2 separate regions of the Homo sapiens genome follow, and region 1 is linked to region 2. Evidence: read pairs that join two places in POLR2A ChIA-PET (ENCODE). Cell type or tissue: CD4-positive, alpha-beta T cell. All regions are shown on one strand. Each heading gives the region's core, and the rest is flanking DNA. Links, peaks and the distances in the headings are about the cores only. Region 1 has its middle 4.4 kb from the start of TBL1XR1. Region 2 overlaps TBL1XR1 (TBL1X/Y related 1).

What was found. ChIA-PET counts read pairs that join two places held together with the same protein. Peaks named below come from ENCODE experiments on the same cell type or tissue, not always from the same donor. Only the 100,000 strongest peaks of a DNase experiment are listed, where the experiment ranks them.
Region 1: POLR2A ChIA-PET joins it to region 2 with 5 read pairs; 15 of 35 experiments call an interaction of 5 or more read pairs at or near these places.

Annotation. Positions count from the first base shown.
Region 1 is chr3:177,200,384-177,203,303 of GRCh38, forward strand. It overlaps a transcript of TBL1XR1 not described here. Among named protein-coding and RNA genes, the nearest start is that of TBL1XR1, 4.4 kb to the left of the region's middle. In CD4-positive, alpha-beta T cell, for the core only: no CTCF peak of the experiment used is centred there; DNase peaks (open chromatin) are centred at 978 and 1,468; H3K4me3 peaks cover 1,046 bases; H3K27ac peaks cover 1,298 bases.
Region 2 is chr3:177,149,959-177,152,878 of GRCh38, forward strand. The region is part of intron 1 of TBL1XR1 (TBL1X/Y related 1); the gene reads right to left. Among named protein-coding and RNA genes, the nearest start is that of TBL1XR1, 46 kb to the right of the region's middle. RefSeq lists enhancers at 1,387-1,436, 2,567-2,920. In CD4-positive, alpha-beta T cell, for the core only: no CTCF peak of the experiment used is centred there; a DNase peak (open chromatin) is centred at 1,203.

The DNA.
Region 1 (2,920 bases), core at 179-2,678, 50 kb after region 2:
TTTTTATATTCTGGAAACTATCTGAAACAACAGTGTGGCTTCAATGTTAAATACTCAGAGAAATAAACCATCACTCAAAGGTCATATGTATTGTCGCCTCGCCCTCTAGCTGTCCCAACATATCCAGCATAAAGGATCAGGGCTGCACCAAAATACAAGCAATGATTAGACTCACTGGGTGAGGAAAGGACAAAGAAGGAACTATTGTTACTAATATTCAGTACTTTGTCCTAATCTAACACTCCCATTACACTTTGAATTAAATGTTAATGTGTTTCTAGAAAGGAGATATTACTGTATTACTAAGAAATTGTAAAGCAAAGGAACACATTAAGTTCTCCGCTGGGTGTGGTGGTTCACGCCTGTAATCCTAGCATTTTGGGAGGCTGAGGTGGGCAGATCACTTGAGGTCGGGAGTTCAAGACCAGCCTGGCCAACATGGTGAAACCTCGTCTGTACTAAAAATACAAAATATTAGTCGGGCGTGGTGGCGGGTGCCTGTAATCGCAGCTACTTGGGAGGCTGAGGCAGGAGAATCGCTTGAACCCTGGAGGCGGAGGTTGCAGTGAGCCGAGATAGTGCCACTGCACTCCAGCCTAGGCGACAGAGTGAGACTCCGTCTCAAAAAAAAAAAGTTCTCTCTTGAATTTTCTAGCTAATTACTCAATGAAGAGAAACCTCATACCAGTAACTGTTATCAGAAGTTACTATATATTGTAAAATGGCTAAACAAATCCTGACTTGTTTTGCCGGGTGCAGTGGCTCACACCTGTAATCCCAGCACTTTGGGAGGCCGAGGCGGGCGGATCACGAGGTCGGGAGTTCGAGACCAGCCTGACCAACATGGTGAAACCCCGTCTCTACTAAAAATTCAAAAATTAGCTGAGCGTGGTGGCACATGCCTGTAATCCTAGCTACTCAGGAGGCTGAGGCAGAAGAATGGCTTGAAACCGAGAGGGGGAGGTTGCAGTGAGCCGAGATCTTGCCATTGCACTCCAGCCTGGGCGGGTGACAGAGTGAGATTACATCTCAAAAAAAAAAAAAAAAAAAAAACAAATCCTGACTTGTTTTATTTCAGTAATATTTTTCCGAGAGGAGTGTGGCATGGCAAGATAGCCTACACATTTGCAACTTTCATCGCTAAAGACATGGAACATTTTAAATTGAAACTGCTTCAATCCCAGGACTACAGGGTCTCATTACTATATATATTTTTAAATCATCATGATGTTTTAAATTGTTTACATTAGCTCATCTACATAAAGTATTCAAAACAAACTTAATTGTATAAAAAAGACATTTGATACCAAAAATATTCTCCTAGTGCTATAACTCATTTTATATTCTTTACTCACCCTGGAATTCAGTGGCTTTACGTCTGTAGCGTTTACCCCCAGGCGTCTTGCTGATACTCTGTGATGTTTCCGTTTCATTTTGACTTACCTTGTGCAATTCTTTGTGGTTCTTCCGAGATGAGGCACATGCCAACCACACATCTCAAGATGTCAGTACACAAGCTGCTTTTCTCCTTCAGTGCATAGCGTGTTGCTTGTGACCTTTCCTCATCAGTGTGAACCTTGTCACAGTTTTCCATGCTTCTATGACCCAATTTCATTACAACAATAAACTTTACTTGAGAGTCTTCATTTAAATTGCAAAAGAAACATACAACTATCTTACAAGTATTTATGCCTCTCAGATAATGAAAATAGCAGGTTGTATCCTGCGATTGTGATTCAGTCAAAACAGAAAACCAACCACACACACAGCATGTTGCTGTACAATCACTTACTTATACTGACCAGCCACATACTTTCTCAGGGAAGCACTCAAGGCCTAGTATTATATTGATGGTTTTGCTATTCATTCAATGTTTATTGAATGTTTAGTGTGCCAGGCACTGTCTCAGTAAACCAAAAACAGCCCCTACTCTTCACAGGGCTTACATCCCACGTTGGGTGAGGGTTGGGAGTACACACAGACTTTCAAAAAATATGTCTGTATTAGGCTATTGTTTGACCACTGTTAAAAAAAAAAAAAGGAATATAAAAATGGCTTAAACAAGATGAAAGCGTATTATCTTATGTGACTGTCATTCTGGAGTAAGATGTCAAAGACCTAGATTGTTCTATCTCAACATATATCTTCCATCCACTGGTCTAAAATGGTTTTTCTTGCTCCTGCCATCATTTTCAAATTCCAGCCATTGGAAAAGAAAACAGAAGAAATAGAGGGCTAGGCCTTTCCTTTCAGGACACATCCTGGCAGTTGCATTTATCACTTCCTCTAATATTCCATTAACCAGTGCTTGGTCTTATGACCACACCTAGCTTCTAGGAAGGTAGGTAAAAGACAACCAAGCTTAAATAAAATAAAGTGGGATAATGGGTATATATGTTATTTTATTGTATTGTGTTTTAGGCAGAGTCTTTTTGTCACCCAGACTCTAGTGCAGTGGTATTTGTGTCCAAAATTGGTGGGTTCTTGGTCCCGCTGACTTCAAGAATGAAGTCGTGGACCCTCACGGTGAGTGTTACGGTTCTTAAAGGTGGTGTGTCCAGAGTTTGTTCCTTCTGATGTTCAGACATGTTTGGAGTTTTTTCCTTCTGGTGGGTTCGTGGTCTCCTTGGCCTCAGAAGTGAAGCTGCAGACCTTCGTGGTGAGTGTTACAGCTCATAAAGGTAGTGCAGACCCAAACAGTGAGCAGCAGCAAGATTTACTGCAAAGAGCTAAAGAACAAAGCTTCCACAGTATGGAAGGGGACCCAAACAGGTTGCCACTGCTGGCTCCGGCAGCCTACTTTTATTCCCTCATCTGGCCCCACCCATAGCCTGCTGATTGGTCCATTTTATAGAGAGCTGATTGGTCTGTTTTACAGAGCGCTGATTGGTCCGTTTTGACAGGGTGCTGATTGGTGTGT
Region 2 (2,920 bases), core at 155-2,654:
ATAAATCTTAAAGTGGGTATTAATATATTTGTTATCCCAGATTATCTACTTTGAGAACATGCCATATGTAGCATACTATACAATTTATTCAATATTTAAACCACAAAGTCCCGTTTTTTCTCTTATCTGATTCCAAACAAGAGTATCAAACTAGAATTTAGTGTCAAAAAGGGTTGTTTTCAGAACAATCAAGATGTTGTCAACCAAGAGCCAAATGCACCTTCTTAATTGTCTTCCCCAGAAACTGAAAAGCCCGGTAGTAAGGAAGATTTTTTTAAATTAACAAACTGGCCTTAGAGAGACATATGGAATGGTATTCAAGAATACAACAGAGGAGCAAACAGTGTGGTGTCAAAGAAGTTGATATTTGAACAGAGTACAGAGTCCTCAATTCCTTAAAACTCGGCAAAATAAGCCAGACAACAGGAATGTGCAGCTACTATGAAATGCTCCAAGCAGGATGGATGCCTTCATGCATGCCAAATCCAGAGACCAAAAGCTATCAGGTCACTAAAACTGAAAACTGACCAGTGTCTAATCCTTTCCTCCTCTTTCAGCAACTACAGACTGAGTTACCTAGGAAAACAAAACAAAATACGATGTCTCTTTGAAGTCCTCAGATTCAGGTACTGTTTTTCCATGTCACATAGTTTGATGTTGTAGAATGTTTCTTACCATTTCTTGGTAGTATTCCCAGCTCTACCTGACTAACCTCAACTCCCAAAATGACCTTGTGTGTGGAAAAATATGTCCTGTGTAGGCCTCTGTTTAGGTGCCATGCAGCTGAGCAGGCTCTAACAGAAAGTAATTATCTAAGGACGCTGACATAATTCCAGTTAAGGTAAGCCTGGAAGGTAATAGAGTGAGGTATTAATAAGGAGAAACAGTCACAAAGCTTTTTATTTTACCTTCATTTAAAAAGTAAGACACAAACTGGAACATGTGAGAATCTGAGATCGGACCTCACTGTATTGGAAGGTGAGTTGTTCAAAACTTAAAACATTCTTTCTTACAAATAAGGTTATAACTATACATAATATACTTGTTTCTGAGGTAGCTCAGAAAAGCCAGTAATAATAAAAACACATAGAATCACAGAATCAGACACTTTAAACATGCTGTTCAACTCCTTTATTTTATAGATAGCACCGCTGTGGTGAAGAGAAAGTTGAGTCACTTGTGAAGGGCCACAGTGGTATATAAAAGCAAAGCTGGGAAGAAAGCCAAATCTGTGACTGAGAGCCACACATTTTTCACATTGAACCACCTCTCCTGATGAAGTATTTTTCAAGTATTTATGTTTCAGTATAGCTTAACATTACCAGTGTGTATCAAAAGCAGTATTAAAAACAGTTGCATTTGATTTTCTTAGTTGATGATGGGGGTCCCCAACCCCCGGCTGCAGCTGTGGGCACCAGTCCACGGCAGTGGGGCCAGCATTACCACCTGAGTTCCATCTCCTATCAGATCAGCTACAGCATTAGATTCTCACAGGAGCGTGAACCCTATTGTGAACTGCACATTTGAGGGACTTAGACTGTACGCTCCTTATGAGAATCTAACTAATGCCTGATGAAACCACCCGCCTACCCTCTGTCCGTGGAAAAACTGTCTTCCATAAAACTGGTCCCTGGTGCCAAAAAGGTTGGGGACCACTGGTTTACACAATAAAATGAAAAACAGGCTGAGTGTGAAATCAGCTGTCCTCCAGAACACCTGAGGCATATGCTCTGTCTCAGCCACTGTGAAATATCAGACTAATTTTTCATCACCCAAGGATAAAAAGAATTTTCCCAGACGGGCACGGTGGCTCACACCTGTAATCCCAGCCCAAGGCAGCAGATCACCTGAGTTCAGAAGTTTGAGACCAACCTGGCCACCACGGTGAAACCCTGTCTCTACTAAAAATACAAAAATCAGCCGGGCGTGGTGGCAGGCACCCGTAATCCCAGCTACTCAGGAGGCTGAGGCAGGAGAATCACTTGAACCTGGGAGGTGGAAGTTGCAGTGAGCCAAGATAGCGCCATCGCACTCCAGCCTGGGGCACAAGAGCAAGAAACTGTACTCTTTTGTCCTAAATACTACTACTGAATACAATTTGTTCCAAGTTGATTCAAATGGGTAACAGTATGAGTGAATGAGAAATAAATTAACTATGATTATAGCAAATTAGAAGTTTAGATTATTCAGCCTGGCTATGTTGAAAACTTCTTCCAAAGATGCTCCCAGCTGTCACCCTTCTTTTTCAGTCCACGGAACCTTTTAAGTTGCTACATTCACTTTAGATTATGCTTTTTACTTTTCACTCCCAGATCTATCTTCTCATTAATTTCCCCAGAGCCAAGTACTTGACTAATTCAAGGCCCACCTTTTTTTTCAACAGTCTTCCTATTGTTGCCCAGGCTGGAGTGCAATGGCGCGATCTCAGCTCACTGCAACGTCCGCCTCCTGGGTTTAAACTGGGATTACAGGCACCCACCACCACGCCCGGCTAATTTTTGTATTTTTAGTAGAGATGGGGTTTCGCCATTTTGGCCAGGCTTGTCTTGAACTGCTGACCTCGTGATCTGCCCGCCTCGGCCTCCCAAAATGCTGGGATTACAGGCGTGAGCGTGAGCCATGGTGCCCGGCCGCCCTACCCTTTTTCTTAGCTTTTTGCAGAAAGCTGTCATCTGTATTTCCTCACTATTCAAGTCATGTTGGTCCTAGGTTCTATATATCTCTATATATTATTTTCTATATAGATTTCTCTAACCATCATTCTTAGAGCCATCTCAGAATTTGATAGCCCATTTACTTTGTTCTTGATTATCCCTAATTACCTTATTATTGCTTCTATCTCCCTTTGCTCTTTTTCCATTTTCCACACACCTTTCCTAAAAGCCTGCTTAGATCTTCGCAATTCTGGCTCACATTCCTA